Linked DNA regions of Homo sapiens: region 1 is linked to region 2. The links are chromatin loops, found by intact Hi-C in ENCODE. Cell type or tissue: heart right ventricle. All regions are shown on one strand. Links, peaks and the distances in the headings refer to the core of each region. The heading gives the core; the rest is flanking DNA. Region 1 holds the start of MST1R (macrophage stimulating 1 receptor). Region 2 overlaps DAG1 (dystroglycan 1).

Evidence for each region. Hi-C counts contacts between places; a loop is a spot of excess contacts. Peaks named below come from ENCODE experiments on the same cell type or tissue, not always from the same donor. Only the 100,000 strongest peaks of a DNase experiment are listed, where the experiment ranks them.
Region 1: a loop joins it to region 2, with 5 times the contacts of the local background. A loop is called at or near these places in 4 of 110 quality-filtered maps.

Annotation. Positions count from the first base shown.
Region 1 is chr3:49,901,241-49,913,138 of GRCh38, reverse strand. MST1R (macrophage stimulating 1 receptor) reads left to right here and starts at 9,266. Exons shown (of 20, transcript NM_002447.4): 1 at 9,266-10,759. The coding sequence starts at 9,530. It overlaps MON1A (MON1 vesicular trafficking associated A), which reads left to right. Exons shown (of 6, transcript NM_032355.4): 3 at 1,128-1,613; 4 at 2,255-3,020; 5 at 3,739-3,886; 6 at 3,985-4,266. The coding sequence ends at 4,125. RefSeq lists enhancers at 6,737-6,936, 7,087-7,246, 8,221-8,893, 8,882-8,931, 9,568-10,241 and 2 more and a silencer at 9,122-9,341. In heart right ventricle, for the core only: CTCF peaks have their summits at 6,446 and 6,648 (motif pointing right); DNase peaks (open chromatin) are centred at 6,658, 9,158 and 9,478; H3K4me3 peaks cover 2,044 bases; H3K27ac peaks cover 3,222 bases.
Region 2 is chr3:49,534,253-49,546,150 of GRCh38, reverse strand. It overlaps DAG1 (dystroglycan 1), which reads right to left. Exons shown (of 3, transcript NM_004393.6): 3 at 10,536-11,898. Among named protein-coding and RNA genes, the nearest start is that of BSN-DT, 14 kb to the left of the region's middle. RefSeq lists a silencer at 5,959-6,188 and enhancers at 8,395-8,895, 10,415-11,413. In heart right ventricle, for the core only: CTCF peaks have their summits at 6,118 and 6,325 (motif pointing left); DNase peaks (open chromatin) are centred at 5,401 and 6,190; H3K4me3 peaks cover 1,281 bases; H3K27ac peaks cover 1,252 bases.

The sequences.
Region 1 (11,898 bases), core at 1,895-9,894, 370 kb before region 2:
TTTCCACTTATTCATGCATTTGTCAGTCACTCATTGGATATTTGTCAGGTTCTGGGGATAAGGCAGGAGGCCAGGCTCATTCTGCATCTGGCTTTCCTCTCCACTTCATGTTATGCTGCTCGCCCTGAGCTTTCTGGCTGCCATTGTGGGCTCTTCTGTTCCCTGTGTCTACAGCGCACCTCCCCGGCTCCTTCTCCCCTCCTCACGAGTTAGGCCTGCTCTGACCATGCTCTGTATAGCACACTAATTATTTCATAATTTTATCTCTTTATGCATATATTGCCCATCTCTCTCTTCCACAAGATTGTGAACACTTTGAGCGCAGAGCAGTTATATCCCCAGTGCCTGGTACAGGGCTGAATTCGCAAGAGAGACTCAAAATATATCTGTTAAACTATTTTGTCAAAAAATCAATAAAGGAAGACTGACCTGGTCCCTGCCCTGAGGCAGTCACAGGCTGCGGCGCCATTATAGTGGGGTCAGTCAGGAGCTATGGCCTGAGTAGGGTAGGGGAGCTTTCTCCCAGAGAGAGAGATTCATTGAGTATGGGCAGTGCTCCAGACACAGGGTGAGGTGCTGCGTTCCGGCACCTTACTGGGTACCATTGTAGTTGGGGAGAAGGACAATAACTGGCAAGTGCCACAAGAGAAATCAAAAAGGGATATATAGAGTGCCTGGGGTTGGAGGTCAGTAACTAACATCTTCCCTGAGAGCTTAAGTGTGACAATTAGCCGGCCTCTTGGGGAGGTAGGAGACAGCTGACAGCAGGTGTGGAGCTCCTGAGGCAGGTGGGGGTGTGTTGAAAGTATCTGAGAGCAGATGGATGTAGGCCAGTGTGACCAAGATGGGCAAGGGAGTGGGGTGGGAGATGGGAATGAGAGGTAGGCAGATACCAGCCACCACTGCTGCCATGAGTGGTTTGGGTCTTCTTTCCAGTACGATGAGAGGAGACTGGTGGGCTGTAAGTTGCAGAGAAGCATCATCCATGGCAGACAGTGGCAGAAGGGAACAGTGGCTTGATCCTAACAAGACAGGCAGTCATGCTGGAGTGACCACGTTAGGCACCTTGCTGGTAGGAGTGTCTGCCACTAGCTACCCCTCTAAGCACCAGTGCTTTTGGCCTGCAGGTGCGGGCCAGGAGGGTGCCATGTTCGTCCATGCCCGTTCCTACGAGGACCTGACTGAGTCAGAGGATGGGGCAGCTTCTGGGGACAGCCACAAGGAGGGTACCAGGGGTCCCCCGCCGCTGCCTACAGACATGCGCCAGATCAGCCAGGACTTTAGCGAGCTAAGCACCCAGCTGACGGGTGTGGCCCGGGACCTGCAGGAGGAGATGCTGCCAGGAAGCTCTGAGGATTGGCTGGAACCCCCAGGGGCAGTTGGGCGACCAGCCACAGAGCCCCCCAGGGAGGGCACAACCGAGGGGGATGAGGAGGATGCCACGGAGGCATGGCGCCTGCACCAGAAGCATGTCTTTGTGCTGAGTGAGGCAGGGAAGCCTGTGTACTCCCGCTATGGGTCTGAGGAGGCACTTTCCAGCACTATGGGTGTTATGGTGGCCCTGGTGTCCTTCCTGGAGGCAGACAAGAACGCCATCCGCTCCATCCATGCAGGTGAGCCACCTGGAGAGGGAATGGGGCGGGCTCCCCTGGCCAAGGTTCATTCATAGCAGGTTTTGGACCCCTGCAGACCAGAGGGCTGGGATGTGCTGTGTGACTGAGGGTAAGTCCCTCTACCTCTCTGAGCTTCAAGGTCCTCACCTGAACAGAAGATAACAACACTGCTGGCCTCATGGGGCTGCGGCGAGGACCAAAGTTGCCTCTGACATGGGCTTTGCCTTTGGAGAGAGTGAGAATCCCCCTGGGGAGGCAACAACAACAACAACAACAAACTCTATCTATCTATCTATCTATCTATCTATCTATCTATCTATCTATCTATCTATCTAATCTATCTATCTCCCAGGTCCTGAGCTCCACCCAGCCAGCCCTTGCCAGTTGCCAGTTGACTTAGCACTTAGCATAAGAATGTGTGTTTCAGAGGGAGCTAGTCTTTGAAGCAAGTGGCAGGGATAGGCCCTGAGCCCTCAGGGAGAAGGAGCAATGGGTTTTTATCCTGAACATCCTTAAACCCCTACTGTGCGCAGAGCTCTGAGCGAGGAAAGGATGGGGAAAGCGAAGAGCTGCGCTGGAAGGCGGTTTTCGGAGGGAGCTGCCGCTGAGGCTGACATCCTTCTTTCCTGTCCCGCTCTCAGATGGCTACAAGGTAGTATTCGTGCGCCGGAGCCCGCTGGTGCTAGTGGCGGTGGCTCGTACGCGGCAGTCGGCACAAGAGCTGGCGCAGGAGCTGCTCTACATCTACTACCAGATCCTAAGCCTTCTTACCGGTGCGCAGCTGAGCCACATCTTCCAGCAGAAGCAGAACTATGATTTGCGGCGCCTACTCTCGGGCTCAGAGCGCATCACCGACAACCTGCTGCAGCTCATGGCACGAGACCCCAGCTTCCTGATGGGGGCGGCACGGTGCCTGCCCCTGGCGGCGGCCGTGCGCGACACTGTGAGCGCCAGCCTGCAGCAGGCGCGTGCGCGCAGCCTGGTCTTCTCCATCCTGCTGGCCCGCAACCAGCTCGTGGCACTCGTGCGCCGAAAGGACCAATTTCTGCACCCCATCGACCTGCACCTGCTCTTCAACCTCATTAGTTCCTCCTCGTCCTTTCGCGAGGGCGAGGCCTGGACGCCCGTGTGCCTGCCCAAATTCAACGCAGCCGGCTTCTTCCACGCACACATCTCTTACCTAGAGCCTGACACTGACCTCTGCCTGCTGCTTGTCTCCACTGACCGTGAGGACTTCTTTGCAGTCTCTGACTGCCGCCGCCGCTTCCAGGAGCGCCTTCGCAAGCGCGGAGCCCACCTGGCCCTGCGAGAGGCACTGCGCACACCCTACTACAGCGTTGCCCAAGTGGGCATCCCTGACCTGCGTCACTTCCTCTATAAGTCAAAGAGCTCGGGACTCTTCACCAGGTGAGGGAGGGCCTTGAGGGCACTGCTGTAGCGGGACAGGGACATGTGGAGTCGGGAGGCTGTTTGGTCCTGAGCTCTGAGATGTAGCCCTGAAGCTGTCCCTACCTTTGGAAGCAGACCAGTGTGCTGGGCCTGTTTTACTCTGGCACCAGAGACCCAGACTCTCCATCACCCCATGAGCATACCCTCTCTACTTTATTAACCAGAAGGCCTGGAAATGCCCAATATACCCAGAGAAGGAAACTGGAACAGAGGTCTCCGGGGTCCCTTGCCCTGGAGCAACTCTACTTTAGGGGTCATTTTGGTCCAGCTCAGGAAGCACAGCCCTCCTCCACCCCCTCCCCCAGCAGAGGGGCTGGGAAGATATGGCCTCCCTTTGTCCCTTTTGGCCCACAGGATTCCTAGCTCACCTTTCCTCTACTCCAGATCTGTCACTCTGTCTTGGACATCTAAACTCAACCTGGCCTCTCCAAAGAGGGGTCACCAAAGACACTATGAGCTTAGGGGGTAAGAGGGGACATAGCTCTAGTCTCAGTGGGCCCAGCCCTGTCCTGGGGTGCCTGCTATGGTGGGGAGACAATGCCCTGTCCTAAGGGAGCACCTGGAGGGTAGGACATAAGATAGAGTCTTCCTGGATAGGAATAGGTGTTTCTAAATCTCTAGAGAAGACAGTGGAAGTCATTCCTTTGCAAACCCACTCCCTCCACCCTGTCTGCAGCCCTGAGATTGAGGCCCCATACACCAGTGAAGAGGAGCAGGAGCGGCTGCTGGGCCTCTACCAGTACTTGCACAGTCGTGCCCACAATGCCTCTCGCCCACTCAAGACCATTTACTACACGGGCCCCAACGAGAACCTCCTGGCCTGGGTAAGGCAGCCCTGGGATGGGCTGGGCTTTATGGAGGTCCTAGGTATGGGCCATGAGGGGCCTCTAACCTAGATGACGACCCTTTGCCCCTTCTCCAGGTGACAGGCGCCTTTGAGCTCTACATGTGTTACAGCCCCCTGGGGACCAAGGCGTCAGCCGTCAGTGCCATCCATAAGCTGATGCGCTGGATCCGCAAAGAGGAAGACCGCCTCTTCATTCTCACGCCCCTCACCTATTGATGGGAATGTGTGCGGGCTCAGCCTTCCTGGACACACTAGGTGTGGGAAGCCATAGGAGCCTCCAGATGGGGGCTGGCCTCTCTTGCCCAGCCAGCGGGCAGGGACTGTGGGTTGGTGAATGCATTAAAGTGCTTTGGGGAAGACACTTGTCAAGCTCTGTCACTTGTCCCTTCGCCCATCCACCCTCACTCACATACAGACACTGGATCCTCCTCCGTAGCTCCTGCACAGGGACACAGGCACATTTGAGCCCCTCTCCTCCCTCCCTTGCACCAGCATGAGGCCACACACATTCTCAGCTGGATCTTGGGCTGGGGCCGTTTTGGTTTAGTTGAAGTCCTACCATATATAAAAAGTTCTCAGGCACCATACTGCCCTACCCTACCCCCACCCCCATATTCAGTCTGAGCTTCTGCTGTCTGCCTCTCTTATCACTCCTGGGAGGGGCCCCCTGCTGCATGCCACAAAAGACTACTCAACCACCTTCAGAGCCCTCGCTGTGGCTCTGTTTAATGGGTTGCTGTAGTTCAGCAGAAGCTGAGTTGAGTAAGATACAGATGGTCAAAATGGGGGGAGTCTGAGCCCTGGTACTGGATGGAGCCCCTGGTGAGGCAACCCAGTCTTCAGCTGAAATTCAGAATCCAGTCTCCCTTTAGCTGCAGGCCTCTGAGGAAACTGTCCCTGCTCAGGCCTTCCCATGAAGGGCTGTATGCCTCAGTTCTCCTACCTCAGCCAGTGCATTCCTCCAAATGGTCCTCAAGAGTGAGCTGAGGGTCTGAGAGAAGGCCCAGTTGACCCTCTAAGGCAGAAGTGGGCCTGCCATAATAAGAGCTAATACTGCTACGTGCACTCGGCCCTCCTTAGTCACCCTAGTCCCTGGCATGGCATAGGCAGACCTGCATGGGGCACCATGGACATCCAGGAGGCTCGGCAGTGAAAGCCCAGCCCCATTTACTCTACCACAGGACCCAGGGCACAATGCAGAGAGCTTCCACTTTGCTGCCGGGGGATCTTCTAGTTCTGGCCCCAGGGAACACAAGGCCTAGGAAGTACTTATTGGAGAAAACTGTCCTCTGAATGTGGTCTTCAGACTGTCAGAGAGAATCACCCTCATGCAGTTTCTGAGAGTTGAGCCAATATTTTCTGCTACTAAAATCAAGCCATATTGAAGAATGAGCCTGTGTGGGTGACATGGACCCAGGGTACACTGGAACAGTTGTATTTATTGTCCCAGAAAATGGCAGCACAGCCCCTGCCCTTGGCCCCACTGTGGCTCACATTGGAATGGGCATGGCAGCAGGCTACCAGCCCAGATTCCAAAGCCTCCGGGGAGCAGCCATAGGCTTGGTGGGTGCTGTTCACCCTGCACACATGCCCTGGGTCTCTTTTATGCCTGTTTTCTGCTTTTGTTCCTCCCCTGCTCCTAGTAAGAACACCAAACCACTGCCTCTGGGGCCTGGGTGATGCCAAGCCAGCTGTCCCTGATTGTTACTGGCATTCTGGTCAACAGTGAGCCCCTAAGTGCCTCTTTTGGTTGCCCTGACTCTTGTAGGTTTCTCAGCTTCTGTGTAGTTCAGCATATATTCTGGGGAGATCATAGTTGGATAAATGTGTATACCTAGGACTATAGGCACCTAGGAGTGTGGGGTGTACCTGCTTGGAGATCAGGGGTGGGAAGACAGACAAATAGGGAAGGTGTTCGTAGTGGAAGAGCCAGCATGTGCAAAGGGAAGGACCTGGTAAGAACCTAGTACAGGCCGGGCATGGTGGCTCACGCCTGTAATCCCAACACTTTGGGAAGCCAAGGATTGTATATCACTGGAAGTCAGGAGTTCCAGACCAGCCTGGCCAACATGGTGAAACCCTGTCTCTACTAAAAATACGAAAATTAGCTGAGTATGGTGGCGTGCGCCTGTAGTCCCAGCTACTCAGGAGGCTGAGGCAGGAGAATCGCTTGAACCCAGGAGGCAGAGGTTGTAGTGAGCCGAGACTGCGCCACTGCACTCTAGCCTGGGCGACACAGTGAGACTCCGTCTCAAAAAAAAAAAAAAAAAAAGAACCTAATATAACTTGTTTGCAGTGAAGCTGGAGTGGTCCACACAAGGGCTGGGGTTCTCAAACTCCAGGTAACCTGCAGTGTGATGTGGTCATATTACAGTTAGAGAGACTCCCTTGCTACTGCTAAGGTGATCTTGGGATTAGAGAAAGAGGTTAGACCTAGTTCTCTAGAACAGTGTTCAGAGGGGACTGAGAGCTCAAGGAGGGAAAAGTGGCTAGTATTCCTTCAAGGCGTCAGGTGCTAGGGCAGTCGAGCAGGTTCTTAGCCAGCTATGTTAGCTTGGGGGTGCCCTTGTACTTGGCACTTAAGAGTCCCATTAGCTGACCTCCCCCACACACCTTGACTGCCCCCTCCTATAGAGGCGGCAGATGGCGAGAGGGGGAAGGGGTGCTCCTGTGTACCCCTGCTGTTGAGAACCAAGGCTGCCTTACAGGGGACCTCAGCCTGGGGACAGCCATTAGCGCGGCCACACGGTGGCAGCGGAGAACTAACGGATGGTTGCCGCAACACCACCCCCAAAAAGGGGTGGGTGGGGTGATCTAAGAGGGCTTGTGAAGTCTTCTCCCAACCACCAGAGATCCCTCTGAAAGTCTGGAGGTGGGATTTGGGTCACCAGAACCCCTGTCTGTGCGCCAGGCTGAGAATGTTTCATTTTAGTTTTGCCTTGCCTATCTTTAGATGTGTTGACTGTGGAATGCAGGAACCACGCCACGGTTTTCTCCGGGTGTTTATTCATTTCCTGGCCAATTCTGCTTTGGAAAAGGAGTGTCTTTTATGTCACCTCAGGGCACAGTATCAACCCTGCACTGGGTGTGGCCGCCCCCACTTCCATTTCCTCTTTCAGTCTTCAGGTGCTCATGGAGCTCCAGGCTGGAAGGAGGGGGAGTCCTGCACTGGGGATGGAGGAAGTGAAGTATCCAGAGTAAACTGTGCTGGGGTGAGTGTAGCACTGGGTCTGTGAGACCCAGGAGAGGGGACTGGCAAAGTCTGGATCAAAAAGGCTTCCTGGAGGAGGTGCCATTTAGGTGGCAAAAGGAGAAAAGGGAAAGAGTGCTCCTGGAAGGAGGAACAGCACTTACAAAGGTCAGGTTAGGAAGGGGATGCAGGCACAGAAGTATGAACTGAAAGGGGAGTGAGGAGATATAGCTCCCCAAGCCAGGCTAAATCCTGTTGGGCTGAGGGCTCCTCTCTCCCCCAGCCTCCTTATCTACAGCCTTGGGGCCCATAGTTCACAGCCCAGACCCACCCTGTGGACCTTCCCTGTCTTCTAGGGTCCAGGCCTATCTAACTGAGGGGTCTGTCAGGCTAAGGTTGTCCCCCAGGGGCCTCAGTCTAGTGTTGGGGGACCAGTTACCAAGGGGCAGCTGCTGAGATCCAAGTGTGGGACTAGGCTCCCCCACCCCCACTCCTCATAAACAGAAGAGAGAACTCTGGGAAATCACCTAGTCGGAACTACGTTTTCTTTTTCTTTTTTTGGAGATGGAGTCTCGCTCTGTCACCCAGGCTGGAGTGCAGTGGCACAATCTCAGCTCACTGCAACCTCCACCCCCTAAATTCAAGCTATTCTCCTGCCTCAGCCTCCCTAGTAGCTGGGATTACAGGCACCCACCACCACGCCCGGCTAATTTTTGTTTTTAGTGGAGATAGTTTCACCATGTTGGCCAGATCTGTCTGTTCACCATGTTGGTCTTGAACTCCTGACCTCAAGCGATCCACCCGCCTCGGCCTCCCAAAGTGCTGGGATTACAGGCGTGAGCCACCACGCCCGGTCACATATTTTATTTTAAAAACATTTTTAGCAGTTTTTTTGTTTTGTTGAGTTTTGTTATGTTGCCCAGGCTGGTCTTGAACTCCTAACCTCAAGCAATCCTCCTGCCTTGGCCCCTCAAAGGAGTGCTAGGATTACAGGCATGAGCCACGGTGCCCAGCCCAGAACTACATTCTCATTGAAGAGAATAAGATCCAGCAAGGCCTACAGAGCATGTTGGAAGTGTCCTGAGAGCCAAAGCCCATGATTCCTCCATATCAGGGGGGCACTGGGTAGAGCCAGGAAGGAAGGGGGAGTCCCCAAGGCCCATACTGTGGACCCCATTATACAGCTTCCATATACTGAGGCTGCAGAGGAGGTATGGGCCTCCACTTACGTGCCTCTCTGACTCTGAGGTCCAGTCAGCAAGGCCAGATCCCATCCTAAGACCCTTATGGCCCTGGGAGAGCAGGGCATAACACACCTTCCTCTGACACCATCTTGTCGCTGATAGCTCAGGAGAAGCACATGGAAGAATGGTCCCGGCCGGGCGCGGTGGCTTACGCCTGTAATCCCAACAGTTTGGGAGGCTGAGGCGGGCGGATCACCTGAGGTCAGGAGTTTGAGACCAGCCTGGCCAACACTGTGAATCCTGTCTCTACTAAAAATACAAAATTAGCCGGGTGTGGTGGTGCGCGCCTGTAATCCCAGCTATTCAGGAGGTTGAGACAGGAGGAGGTTGAGGCTGGAGAATCGCTTGAACCTGGGAGGCGGAGTTTGCAGTGAGCCGAGATCGCGCCACTGCAATCCAGCTTGGGCCACAGAGCAAGACTCCTTCTCAAAAAAAAAAAAGGACAGTCCTTTCCCACAAAGGGTGGCGCCCCATAACATCTCTTGTAAGTGCCCCACATCTCCCCTCTGGTCTTCCACACAATCCTGGTCTCTGTTCTCCACATGGTGGGCCCCCAGGCCACCTCTGGGCACCAGCCACTGAGGGTGTTGCTACTAAGTGCAAACTAGTTCCACCGCAAGCAAAGAGCCCAGTGTCCTGCCCCCCTTCTCGCTGCGAACCAGTCGGTAGTGGGGGGATGGGATGGGACGGCTCAGACTGGCTCACCTCTCTCCAGGCCACACCATGCACATCCACCCACAGGCCGCTGAGAAAAAGGCGCCAAGACGCCAGGTGAAGGTACAGGAGCCAGGCCTCCAAGGGCCGGAAGAGTCGGATGGGCGGAGGGCCTGGGCTAGGCCAAGCCTTCCTCGCGGCCCCGCCCCCACGGCCCGACTCCGCCCGCCCAGCCCGGCGCCCTCGGGTCGGCTGAGCGCTAAGCGCCAGTGTACAGCGGCGGCTGGGGCGGCAGGTGAGGCGGCTGGGGCGTTGCTGTCGTGCGTCCGCAGGCGTCAGGTGCTCAGACCCGAGGGCCGGGAAGGGATTTGGGTTTCACAGGAACCTGGGGCGGGGGTCCGCTATCTTGGGGCTGTCGGGACCGCTGCTTAAATTTGGCCCAGTCCAGACCTCGAGTCGGGCCCCCAGCCAGGCCCACGCCCAGGTCCAGGCCCAGGCCGGTAGGGATCCTCTAGGGTCCCAGCTCGCCTCGATGGAGCTCCTCCCGCCGCTGCCTCAGTCCTTCCTGTTGCTGCTGCTGTTGCCTGCCAAGCCCGCGGCGGGCGAGGACTGGCAGTGCCCGCGCACCCCCTACGCGGCCTCTCGCGACTTTGACGTGAAGTACGTGGTGCCCAGCTTCTCCGCCGGAGGCCTGGTACAGGCCATGGTGACCTACGAGGGCGACAGAAATGAGAGTGCTGTGTTTGTAGCCATACGCAATCGCCTGCATGTGCTTGGGCCTGACCTGAAGTCTGTCCAGAGCCTGGCCACGGGCCCTGCTGGAGACCCTGGCTGCCAGACGTGTGCAGCCTGTGGCCCAGGACCCCACGGCCCTCCCGGTGACACAGACACAAAGGTGCTGGTGCTGGATCCCGCGCTGCCTGCGCTGGTCAGTTGTGGCTCCAGCCTGCAGGGCCGCTGCTTCCTGCATGACCTAGAGCCCCAAGGGACAGCCGTGCATCTGGCAGCGCCAGCCTGCCTCTTCTCAGCCCACCATAACCGGCCCGATGACTGCCCCGACTGTGTGGCCAGCCCATTGGGCACCCGTGTAACTGTGGTTGAGCAAGGCCAGGCCTCCTATTTCTACGTGGCATCCTCACTGGACGCAGCCGTGGCTGCCAGCTTCAGCCCACGCTCAGTGTCTATCAGGCGTCTCAAGGCTGACGCCTCGGGATTCGCACCGGGCTTTGTGGCGTTGTCAGTGCTGCCCAAGCATCTTGTCTCCTACAGTATTGAATACGTGCACAGCTTCCACACGGGAGCCTTCGTATACTTCCTGACTGTACAGCCGGCCAGCGTGACAGATGATCCTAGTGCCCTGCACACACGCCTGGCACGGCTTAGCGCCACTGAGCCAGAGTTGGGTGACTATCGGGAGCTGGTCCTCGACTGCAGATTTGCTCCAAAACGCAGGCGCCGGGGGGCCCCAGAAGGCGGACAGCCCTACCCTGTGCTGCGGGTGGCCCACTCCGCTCCAGTGGGTGCCCAACTTGCCACTGAGCTGAGCATCGCCGAGGGCCAGGAAGTACTATTTGGGGTCTTTGTGACTGGCAAGGATGGTGGTCCTGGCGTGGGCCCCAACTCTGTCGTCTGTGCCTTCCCCATTGACCTGCTGGACACACTAATTGATGAGGGTGTGGAGCGCTGTTGTGAATCCCCAGTCCATCCAGGCCTCCGGCGAGGCCTCGACTTCTTCCAGTCGCCCAGTTTTTGCCCCAACCCGGTAAGCTGAAAGAAGGGGCCCTTACTTGTGAGCTGCATGCACATGGCTGAACACAGGCTGCTTCCCTTCCATCACTGAGGGGATCTGGGGGCGCGGTGGGGGGGCAGGCGGAAAGAAGCATTCTCTCTCACCCAGTTCCTAAGTGCTGGGGTGGTGTGAGAAACCAGCCAGACAAAGGCTACACTGGAGGCTTAGCTCCCAGGCTGGCCCTTGTGGCTGCCTCATCTTGCTCTTTCCCCTACCTGCCCATCATGGCCTCTGGTTTTTTAGGTAGTTTCCCTGGCTATGTGAGGATAGGGTTACATAACCGTGTCTCTGTTAGCATAGCTCCTGAATGCTGGGTAGAATGATGGGCATTCCCTCCTACTTGTCCACCACCCATATCCTCAGGGACACACGCAGAAAAATAGCACTCCCCCCTCCCCTCCCCCACCCCCGCCACCACCACCACCACCACGCACAAATACACAGGGAGATGCTCACAGATTCACAGACTCACAGCTGCTTGCCAACAGTTTCACTTTCCCTTGTTTTGCTCTGCTTTCCAAAGGGGGTGGGACGGGAGTTGTCAGAGAATCTCCCCTTCCTCCACACCCCCTCCCCCCACCCACCCCCATCCTTCTGCCAGCCACCACGTTCCAGGGAGCCTCCTGGGCCTTGGAAGTTGGGAGCTTGTTAGGGAGCCTGCATGTCCTGGGCTTCACTAACGTTTTTGCCATGATTGGGGGTGATTGGGGGAGTACCCAGAACTCATGGAATGGCAGCTTGGTTCTAGAAGGTTCTGGGAGCCTCACTCTAGTCTTGTGCAAGCAACTATAAACATCTGGGGATAAGTAAAGGCCTAGGAAGGGCTGGTTGGAATTGGTCCATCCCAGACTTTTTTTTTTAACTGTATTTGGAGCCCTACCCCAGGCAGGAAGTCTCAAAGCCTGTGCTGAACTGGGGGCTCCTTCCACAGACTCTATCTAGGTTCTCTCCAGCCATCGTGTAGGCAACAGCAGTAAGATTGGACCAAGGAATGGGACCCACAGCTACTGTTCTTAGATTCTCTAGCTATCATCCTGTGGCCCTGGGCCTGCTGTGACATTCTCGAAAGACTCCTTTCCGCTCCTATTGATGCCTCGGAGATGGGAGAACTT
Region 2 (11,898 bases), core at 2,748-10,747:
ACTACTGCTGCAAGGGAGTTTATTTGATCTTGTATGTGATCCAGTTGAGTTGCTATTTCCATTAGTCCCTCTTTTAGTTGGCTAGACAGGGAAACTGAAAAAGCTATAAAGTTGTGGAACTAAAGCCTATTGCAGAAGAGATTCCGAGAGCAGCGAGGATTGGAATTACCTGGATTGCCCTTTTTGTTTTGGGGTGTGTGTGTGTGTGTGTGTGTGTGTGTGTGTGTGTGTGTTTGTGTGTGTAGTGGCAGGAGAAATTCTTGGTCTTTTGTGGCAACAGACAAGGGAGGCATAACTAAGCTAAAGTGCAAGTTCCAGTCCAATTAACAGACAGGCAGTTGTAGAAATTATGTCCACATGAGAAGAAATAAGGGCTGGAGGGGGCTACACAGGCAGCAACATCTGCTTGAAATAATATGTGGTAGTTTGAGGCATCCCGACCTGATCCTCCTTCCCATTCAAATGACACAAAAGAGGAAGCTAGGTGGTCATCGGTTAATAGTTGGAGAAGGGGGTAATGAGTTACCAAAGGTATTTCTGAGAATAGTCTGTGTTCAGATGAATCAAGAAAGAATTGGGTTGGACCCGGAAGGGGAAGAAGTTGGCATTTGGATTTTTCATGTCTACCATAGATATTGAATAAAGGCAATGTATTAGCTGGCCCTCACCCACTGCAAAAATCTGACCCTTGAGGCTGGGTGCAGTGGCTCACGCCTGTAATCCCAGCACTTTGGGAGACCGAGGTGGGTGAATCACTTGAGGTCAGGAGTTCAAAACCAGCCTAGCCAACATGGTGAAACCCCATCTCTACTAAAAATACAAAAATTAGCCAGGAGTGGTAGTGGGTGCCTGAAATCCCAGTTACTTGGGAGTCTGAGGCAGGAGAATTGCTTGAACCTGGGAGGCAGAGGTTGCAGTGAGCCGAGATCTCACCACTGCACTCAAGTCTGGGCAGCAGAGCAAGACTCCGTGTCAAAAACAAAAAAAATCTGACTCTTGGTTACATTCATAAGCATTACTACATATAGGGAGAGAAAATCTTAAGGGGTAAGAGGGCGTGGCTTTGGCTGATGAGTTGGGTCACTGATGAGAATGGGTCACTTGCTCCTGTTGTAGAGGAATAACTACAATCTGTTGTGTGAGAGAGAGAAAGAGGCAGGTTACAGTCCGAGCATTTTAAAGACCCTTCTGGAACTCTGTTTAAGGAGCAGGTGAAACATATAGGGGCCTGAGTAGTGAGTGGAGTGGTGGTTCCTATAGGTCCTGTAACCATGAGGCTTTGGATAGGGGATAAAGTTTTTAGTTGTTTGAGAACGGCCTGATGCACCTTTTTGGCTATGGCTGTGGCAGGATCAGTACTTGGTTCCCAGAATGCAGATCCTAAGGTAGTTTTAGTAATGGTGAGGGTTGCCAAGGAATTGGTCCAGGCTTCTAAAGGTCCAGGGAGATAATGGTATATTGGGAACAAAGGGGGCATGCAGACCCAACAGAGTTCTGTGGAGCCTAAGTTGGCCTGTTTTAGTAAGTTGTAAGACAGCTGCAAGGTATGGTTTAAGTAAGGGGAAGAGTGGTACTAGAAGGAGACAAAGAACAAAAGAAAAAAAGGACATTTGAGATGGAGTGCAGTCTGCAAAAGTTTCCTGCAGCCATATCTCATAAAAGGAGGAGAAATAAATTATGGGGGGTGGGGGGAGCCTGGATACCAGGAAAGGTCTTCTACAAGGCAGCAAATAAAATTACTGAAAGAGTTGGTGGTTAAAGAATTGTGGGGAGTCAAGTGATCTTGAGTTTGGTGGGTCCTGTAAGAAAACAAGAAAATTGAGACAGGTTGGGATTAAGAGGAGGAGCCCTTTTAAGTTTTGAGAAATGTATCCAGGGAGCTATGCCCTTTAATTTTGCTGCAGTGGGGGGAATTGGTGGTTGTTAAAATGCCAGCTTTTAGTAATCTGGTGATGATGGGTTTTATTCCCTTAAGTCCAGCCTGACTGAGGGGATATTGGGGTTGTGAAACAATTTGGGAAGGGGCCTTAAGTTTTATTAGAAACAGCTGGTGGTATATGGCAACAGTGGGCTGAGAAGTGTCCCATACCATTGGGTTAACTCCTTGGATTGAAATTGTTGAGGACTGGGTTTGGGCTTCATTGTTTTCTGGCTGGCAAAGGAGCAAGTATGCAGGCACCTACGGTAAGGCATTCAATTGTAATGTGGCCCCAAATTTGTTGATTATATCTCTTCTAATAAGGAGTGTAGGACACTGTGGAATTACTACAAATGAGTGAGTAAAGGCAGTATTGAATAAGGTGCAGTATAATGGAGGTGTTTGAGAGTGAGCGGTAGGGTGGCCATCAACCCCAACAACAGAAATAGAGGAACAATTTAGGGGTCCATAATACTCTGGAAGAACTGAGAAACTTGCCCCAGTATCCAATAAGAAGGAGACTGGCTTACCAGATGCCATCCCAATTACCCCGGGTTCTGGAGACTCACATGGCATGGGTACAAGCAATCCCGGGCACCGTCAGTCTTCAGCTGCTAGTGTCAACAAAGAGGAGAGGTGTCCCTGTGGTGGGTTTGGGGACTGACTGGAGGATGCTGTTGAATGGGAAGGGCATTCTTGTTGAGAGCAGTCCATTTTCCAGTGTCCCCATTTGCCACATATAGGGCAAGGCTTTGTTGGAGGCCATGGGTTTGGGCAAGCCTTTGCCCAGTGTCCCGGATTGCCACGTCAAAAACAGGTGCCGGGGCCCTGAGAAGGTGATTTCTCCTTGGAACCTCTCTGGAGGGCAATGGCCAGCATCTGGTATTTAATCTTAGCCTGTTTCTCCTTTGGCACTTTATGTTCTTCCTCCCTGTTGTTGAAGACCTTGAAGGACAGATTTAAAAGGTCCCTTTGTGGGGTTTGGGGTCCCTCCTCTAGTTTTTGCAGCTGTTTCCTGATATCTGGTGCTGATTGTGAAATGCAATGTAAGTGAAGATAGGTTTGACCCTCTTGTGATTCAGGGTCTAGTTTTGTGTATTTGAGCATAGTCTCTAATAACCTTGATAGGAAAAGAGCTGGATTTTCATTTGGGCCTTGGGTTATTTCTCTAATTTTTTCATAATTTACTACCTTATCGGCATGGGCACATTTTTCCATGCCAGCCACGAGACAAGTGACCATATGGTTACGGCATTGGGTGCCAGGGTCCCCCTGTTGTTAAGTCCATTCGGGGTCGGCTAGGGGAACAGCAATGGCCGCAACAGGATTATGGACTGTATCCTGCTGATGAAGTGTGTCGGCATGGGCTTGAGCAGCTAGCCAAATATGCTCTTTCTCATCTAGGGTGAGAGTGGCTGACAGGATAACATAAATGTCATGCCAAGTAAGGTTATGTGACTGAGTAATATAAAGAAATTCCTTCTGGAAGTGGGATGGGCCAGTGGAAAAGGAGCCAAGGAGCCTCTCAACCTCCGACATGTCTGAGATTGAAAAGGGAACATGAACCCTGACTATGCCTTCTGCCCCAGCTACTTTGCAAAGGGGAAGGGTGGCCGGGGTCTGATTTTTTTTTTTTTTTTTTTTTTTTTTGAGATGGAGTTTCACTCTTGTTGCTCAGGCTGGAGTGCAATGGTGCAATCTCGGCTCACCGCAACCTCCGCCTCCTGGGTTCAAGAGATTCTCCTGCCTCAACCTCCCAAGTTGCTTGGATTACAGGCATGTGCCACCATGCCCAGCTAATTTTGTATTTTTAGTAGAGACGGGGTTTCTCCATGTTGGTCAGGCTGGTCTTGAACTCCTGACCTCAGGTGATCTGCCCGCCTTGGCCTCCCAAAGTGCAGGGATTATAGGCATGAGCCACCGCACCCAGCCCTGATTGTTTTTTGAATGAGTGACAGGTGGATAGGGGAATGAGAGAGATGGCAATGGTGCTGGCGGCTCTTGGGGAGCCTGGGGCTGGAGATATGGTGGACATTCCTCAGCAGGGTTGAAATTCCTTTCAGGGGCTGAAGGGGAGGGGTGAAAAGGGGACTGGGAGTTTTCGTTTAGCAATAAAACTTGATGAGGGGAGCAAGACTGATAGAGGGAAAGTTTTGAGTGTAAATACATGAAATCTTGGATATAAGGGACCTCGGACCAGTTGCCATTTTGTTGTAAGAAATTGTTAAGATTGCTCGGGCTGGGCCGAGCGCGGTGGCTCATGCCTGTAATCCCAGCACTTTGGGAGGCCGAAGTGGGCAGATCATGAAGTCAAGAGATCAAGACCATCCTGGCAAACACGGTGAATCCCCTTCTCTACTAAAAATACAAAAATTAGCTGGGCGTGGTGGCACGTGCCTGTAGCCCCAGCTACTCGGGAGGCTGAGGCAGGAGAATCGCTTGAACCTGGGAGGCAGAGGTTGCAGTGAGCCGAGATTGTGGAGTGCACTCCAGCCTGGTGACAGAGCGATACTCCATCTCAAAAAAAAAAAAAGATTGTTTGGGCTGGGCATTGTGGCTCACGCCTGTAATCTCAACACTTTGGGAGGCCAAGGCGGGCAGATCACCTGAGGTCAGGAGTTTGAGACCAGCCTGGCCAACATGGCGAAACCCCATCTCTACTAAAAATACAAAAAACTAGCTGGGTGTGGTGGTACACACCTGTAATCCCAGCTACTAGGGAGACTGAGGCAAAAGAATCTCTTGACCCTGGAAGGCAGAGGTTGCAGTGAGCTGAGATTGTACCACTGCACTCCAGCCTGGATGACAGAGCGAGACTCCGCCTCAAAAAAAAAAAAAAGAAAAAAAAAAAACGATTGCATTGAAGTTGGGGCTTGAAAGTGCCACTTTCCGGCCAGTAACTCAGTAACTGACATTATCCAGTTTGTACTGTGGCCAGGCCACGGTGCAGAAGAAAATTAACTGTTTAGGTTTTATAATGTCAGTAAGTCCCAACTGAACGTTGATTTTGTTGTTTTTGTTTTTGTTTTTGTATGACAGAGTTTCGCCCAGGCTAGAATGCAGTGGCGAGATCTCGGCTCACTGCAACCTCCACCTCCCGGGTTCAAGCGGTTCTTCTGCCCCAGCCTCTCGAGTAGCTGGGACTACAGGTGTGCACCACCACACCTGGCTAGTTTTTGCATTTTTAGTAGAGACGGGGTTTCACCATGTTGGCCAGGCTGGTCTTGAACTCCTAACCTCAGGTGATCCACCCGCCTTGGCCTCCCAAAGTGCTGGGATTACAGGCGTGAGCCGCTAGGCCCGGCCTCTCTCAAGACCTTTTGCAACGGAAGTGGGAAGTGATCCTAGACTACTGGCTCCAATTCCCTAGAAAGGGAGCTGGTCTGGCGTGAGCTCTGGACCATTTTGGCAGGCTCCAAACTTGGTTTTGCCCTCTATAGCCTAAGGATGCGACACCATGCGGACAGAAGACAACAGCACCCTCAGCCCTGGCCCTGGCCAGCTCCCAACTGGATGTCCCTGCTGTTCCAATGCATGCCTAGAGCTGTGAAGACTGCTTTGGGAAAGGTGTTTCCTGGGGTTTCAGGGTACCCCCACTCAGGGAAAGAGTAAGTCGCCAGCAGCCTCATCCCACGTCTGCTTCTAGTGCCAAGCAGGGGGACCCAATCACACAAGTGGAGGCACCTCATCTCCATCCAGTACCCTCCCAGATCTCACAGTACCCTATCAGGCTACCCCCTTTAGGCGGTGCCCTCAGGAGCTCTCTGGCTGGAGGAAGGAGAGACAGAGAGGCCCTGCAAGCGCTGAGCTCTATCTATACCGTGTGCAGGTCCCGCGCTGGCTCCGCGGGGCACGGGGCCTGGAGGCAGGCAAACGCTAAGGCGAGGGAGTACGCACAGGAGGGCTCCTTATTGGTTCCCCACCTCTGAATTAAAGGTTTGCTGACTGGGGTCTCGGTAGCGGAAGCCTGGGCCCCAGACTCGCCCCTCTTATTGCCTGCTCGCTTCCCTTGCCTAGGGAGAAGGGCACTGGCGAATCACAGGCTCCCCAGTTGCAGCTACACTCGCCCCGATGCCCTCAGGGACTGTGCGGCAGTGGTGGAGAGAAGACAAGTCTAGTTACACCACCAGCTAGCGGCCGCGCTCGGACTGGCTCCCCGCGGTTGGGCTACTCGCGGGCTTCGCCCCGCCCGCCCGCCGGCCCCACGGCCTTAGCCCTGCCCACAGCCCCGCTCGGCCCCGCGCTGCCGGAGATTTTCGTCCGCTCCCGAGCGGCCTCAGCTCGACCCACGGCCGGCCTCCGGAGGCTAGCGCTTTCCGGGAGCTGGCGGCGTTATTAGCCCCGCCCACAGCCCGACTCTTCAGCCCCGCCCACCGCTGGCGACTTAATCCTCTGGCGCCACCTCCTGGGAGGCCGCGGACACTGTCTCCCTCTTCGGCCCAGAGCTGCTCCTGGCAGTCCACTCTGCTGGGCTCACCTGGGGGGCATCTGGAGCCACTACCAAGGTTGGGAGCTCTCCCTATCCCCAGCCCGAACCTGCCCAAGGCCCTGCGTCTCGCCACACGGAGCCTTCACAGGGACATGGACAGAACAATTCGTCTGACCCGAACTGAGACTCTAGGATAATCGCCACCAAAACTGGGGGTAGTGGGGCTAACCAGGGCCCCAGCAACCCGGTCTTCATGCTGCCCATGCCCTAGGCTGTCCTTAGGAGGGCCCCTCCTGCAGGAGCACCCGAACTCCAGCTGATGGGAGCCCCCACTTTGAACCTCTTGCCGAACCTCCTCTAGATCTTCTAGGGTCCCCACAGGGAAATGGTACCCAGCATTTCTCCATAGGTGCTTCAAATAATTCTTTGCTGCTCTACAACAGGAACAGAATTTCATCATCAGAATTAAACCTGGCCGGGCACGGTAGCTCACGCCTGTAATCCCAGCACTTTGGGAGGCCGAGGTGAGTGGATCACCTGAGGTCAGGAGTTCAACACCAGCCTGGCCAACATGGTGAAACCTTGTCTCTACTAAAAATACAAAAATTAGCCGGCCGTGGTGGCGGATGCCTGTAATCCCAGCTACTCCAGAGGTTGAGGCAGGAGGATCGCTTGAATCCGGGAAGTGGAGGTTGCAGTGAGCCGAGATGGTGCCACTGCACTCCAGCCTGGCCGACAGAGCAAGACGCTGTCTCAAAATAATAATAGTAGTAGTAGTAATAATAATAATAATAATAATAATAATAATAATAATAATAATAAAACCTAAAGTGTTTGGGTCATATTTAGAACTGAACACGCCTCACACTAGCCACAAGACCCAGACCAATAACTCCCTTGCCCTCTCTGGGCCTCAGTGACTTTGCCTCAAGGTAGTTGTGAGGAAGGTGAGCAAAACAGGGAAAGAGTCACCAATGGATTTGGATTTTTAAGATATTGAAATCCCAGGCCAGGCGCGGTGGCTCACGCCTGTAATCCCAGCACTTTGGGAGGCCAAGGCAGGCGGATCACAAGGTCAGGAGATCGAGACCATCCTGGCTAAAACGGTGAAACCCCGTCTCTACTAAAAATACAAAAAAATTAGCCGGGCGTGGTGGCGGGCACCTGTAGTCCCAGCTACTCGGGAGGCTGAGACAGGAGAATGGCATGAACCCAGGAGGTGGAGCTTGCAGTGAGCTGAGATTGGGCCACTGCACCAGTCTGGGTGACAGAGCAAGACTCCATCTCAAAATAATAATAATAATAATAATAATAATAATAATACAAAAAATGAGCCAGGCGTGGTGGCACACACCTGTAGTCCCAGCTACTTGGGAGGCTGAGGCAGGTGAATCGCTTGAACCTGGGAGGCGGAGGTTGCAGTGAGCCAAGATGGCACCACTGCACTCCAGCCTGGGTGACAGAGCGAGACTCCGTCTCAAAAAAAAAAAAAAAAAGGAAATCCCAGCGCTTTGGGAGGCCAAGGCGGGAGGATCACTTACTTGAGGTCAGGAGTTCGAAACCAGCCTAGCCAAGATGGCGAAACCCCATCTCTACTAAAAAAAATACAAAAATTAGCTGGGTGTGGTAGCACGTGCCTGTAGTCCTAGCTACTTGGGAGGCTGAGACATGAGAATCGCCTTAACCCCGGAGGCAGAGGTTGCAGTGAGCCAAAATCACAACACTGCACTCTAGCCTGGGCCATAGAGCAAGACTTTCAAAAAAAAAAGAAAAAAAGAAAAAAAGAAATAGGCCGAGTGCAGTGGCTCATGCCTATAATCCTAGGACTTTGGGAGGCTGAGGTGGGTGGACTGCCTGAGCTCAGGAGTTCGAGACCAGCCTGGGTCACATGGTGAAACCCCATCTCTACTAAAATACAAAAAATTAGCCAGGCGTGGCAGCATGCACCTGTAGTCCCAGCTACTCAGGAGGCTGAGGCAGGAGAATTGCTAGAACCCAGGAGGCGGAGGTTGCAGTGAGCTGAGATTGTGCCACTGCACTCCAGCCTGGGCGACAGAGCAAGACTCAGTCTCTAAAAAAAAAAAAGAAAAGAAAAGAAATAGAGAAATGAAGCTCACTCTTGAAAGACTGATGCTTGAATTGGGCCTTCTTTGCTTTAGGGGAGCTAGGAAAGGGCCTCTCCTAGGAGCTTGTTCAACCTGTGGGCAACAAGGGGAGGCGAGGCTGTGGGCTACAATGAGGTAAGTAGTGTGGAGCCTCCAGCCCCCCCAAGACTGGTGGTATTCTTTTCTTTTTTTCTTTTTTTTTTTAGACAGAGTCTCAGCGTTTCGCTCTGTTGCCCAGGCTGGAGTGCACTGCAGTGGTGCAATCTCAGCTCACTGCAAGCTCCACCTCCGTGATTCATGCCATTCTCTTGCCTCAGCCTCCCGAGTAGCTGGGACTACAAGCGCCCACCACCACGCTCAGCTAACTTTTTTATATTTTTTAGTAGAGACGGTTTCACCATGTTGGCCAGGATGGTCTCATCTCCGGACCTCGTGATCCGCCTGCCTCGGCCTCCCAAAGTGCTTGGGATTACAGGCGTGAGCCACCGCGCCCGGTCCCAAACTGGTGGTAGTATTCTAGAGGCCAGGCTGGCCTAGACACACCACAAGATTTTCCAGCTAACAGCCCTTATCCCAAGACTAGCTCAAAGATCTAGGCCTAAGGCAGTGCCTTTATGACAAGAGAAAATGCAGATTCCTCTAGCATTTTCTAGAGACCAGCACTGTCTCCAAGCCAGGCCAGAGTCATTCCAAGTCAGAGGAATGTGGGAAGGCAGATTCCTGTAGGTCTGATGTTCCTTCTTTCCTACTCTCCTGTCTACGACCCTCTAACCCCAGCTTAAAAGACCTGAGCAGTCCTCATCCAAATCAAGGAACAGGGATCTGGCAGGAGTGCCAGGGGTCAAGGGTCTGCTGGGCTAAACAGCGGATACTACCCCATCCCCCAAAAGAGGCAGGGCAGAGCTGAGGCCAGAGGTCCTTCTGGCCTTAATGTTCTCTGCCAAGACCAAGTATTCCCTTACTTGAATTCAGAACAGTGAGTCCACTCATTACCCAGTGGCTTCAGGTTAGATGTTAAGCAAAAGTTCCTGAGGTCAAGAGAATAACGACGGGGTCATTTCCTGGGCCCCTGCTGCTAGGCCTAGGGAGTGAAGTGTGTGCTGGGGACAGCCTTTCCTGGCACTTAGCATGGTGCACATTCAGGTCCTAACTCCAAGTAGTTGTTGGACCTTCAACAACCCCCCCACCCTGGGAATCAGCTCTTATCTGCAATATCGGACCAGCCTCTGTGGGTCTTTGAGCAGAGGAGCAGGGGTCATGGTAAGGAGCCAGGGATGGCAGAGTTGAGCCCAGAAGAGGCACCAGTTGTTCTGTGACCAATCACTCGATTCTGCCCCTTTGCCCCTTGAAACACAGCTGCTGCATCTCCTGCCGCCCACACTCCGAGCAGTGTCCTAGGACAACCCATCTGCCCCTTCCTGGGCACTGAGTCATGATCAGCCTACCCAGCTGGACTGTCCATCCCAAGCCAGGGACTGAAGGTCACCCCCCAACCCCCAGAACCTACAGGCCAACCAAGGCAGAGCAGCCTGGCCAGAAACCATTGTTCCCACCCCAAGGCCAACACAAACCTGCCTTGAGACTACCTGGGAGACTAGCCAGTCCCAAGCCCACAAGATAATGCAGGCAGGAGGTGGGGTAGAGCTGCAGCCAGAGGTATCCCTAGGTCCCCATCTTCACAGAGACCTGGCCTGAAGGAACCCTACCCAGGAGGTACAGGGGCTGACACACTCTGGGGCAGAAAACCCGTGACACTTTCCCACCATCCTCCTTCCCAGCCAGTCTCACTGGTTTCTCTGCTATCCCCCACCCCTTACAGAGGAGGAACTGAGGATGTAGGAGACTTGTCTTAGCTGATTCACAGGCAGAAGAGGGGTGAAGGGGGCATTACATGTTGGCAGAGTTTCTGGAGTGCACACCCAGCCCTCCCAGCACAGAAATGGTAAGGCTTACATGGAGGCCACTGGGCCAACCCCAAGTGGACCTGGCTGAGTCTCCTCTTCCCCGTCACATGAGCCCCCAACCCCTCATGTCCAGGAACCTCTCCAGATGCCAGGGAAACAGATGCCCAGATGCAACGGCGTTGTAATAAAGACACTGCTTTTATTTAGTTTGATATGTTTCTTTACAGAATGCAGAAAACACATCTTAAAATCATATAGAAGGAAATAAAAACACATCAGTGGTTGGTGAACACTTGAATGTGAGATTGGCTCTCCATCTCACAGAGTCCAACGACCATCACCAGCCCAGCGCTCAGGGGAGCAGGCTGCCTGCAAAGGCATTGTTGCTGTTGTTATTCTGTTCACTGCCCCATCGCCTCCAGTTGCTATGGCAACAGGCCATTCTGGGCCAGCCACGTCTCTGCATGGCAGTGCCCAATGGTGGAGTTGCTAGGGGCGACGGAGCTGTTTGGAAGGCCTTTCAAAGCCCTCACCTGGAACATTGGGAATTGTTTATTTTTTGATGAGGTCATCAGAAATAATCTCACCAGGTCAGATCCCACTTGTGCTCCTGTCTCTGGGGCACCAGGGAAACTCTGACTTGGAGGCATGAGCCCAGTCACCAGTGGTCCACTGAGCCCGCATTTACAGGCTCCCCCACAGGGGCACTGCTCACTCCAGAGTACCCCCTGGGGACTGGGGCAGGGGAGAGGGGCTGGGCCCTGTGGGAGAAGGCGCAAGGGGAAATGCCCTCTGGAGAGCAGTAGGACAGAGACCTCTCCCCCCCTCCTACCAGCCCTCCCCTCCTGAGGCAGCACACACAAATCCTCTGCAAAACAGTCGATATGGCTTAGAAGTAGCTGCTCTGTGTGCAAAGGGAGCCTGGGTCCACCCACCCACCCTCAATCAGGGAATGGATACATTATTGCGAAAGGCATTCCTCCCTAAAAAGTACCCAAAATAACGCTTCAGACATCAAGAAAAGTCATGCTCAAAATGGTTTCTTCCACAGGAGGAGAATCGAAGCAGAGTGGGCGCCCCTGAGTCATGGGACAGAGATGCAGATGGACGGACGGATGTTCTGCTAAAAAAGGCAAAAGAACCCCAGTGTAATTCCAGAATTTAAACCATTAGGAAAAGTAGGGGGAAAAGAATCAAAACAAGCAAAGCCGTCAGTTCCATGGAATCAACACTTAAGAGCTCGTACAAACTGCTGTAAGCATCACCATTTTAAATCTTTTTTTTAATAAAACAATTTGAGGCTGTATAAAAACTTTAGTAAAAAATTAGCTTTGAGAGCTAACAGATTTTTATTATGAACTATTGCTGGCACTCCTCCCCAGCCGCCAGACCTTTTCCAGTAGTTCAGGCCCAAGGCCTGGGACTGGAGTGCCAGAGAAAAGGGATGGGGTGGGTCGGGGCAGGACTGTGGACTGTTAGGACAAAGCGGCCAAGGTCAAGTGAGGAAAGAGCATCACATGACATAAAAATATTGCATCTTCA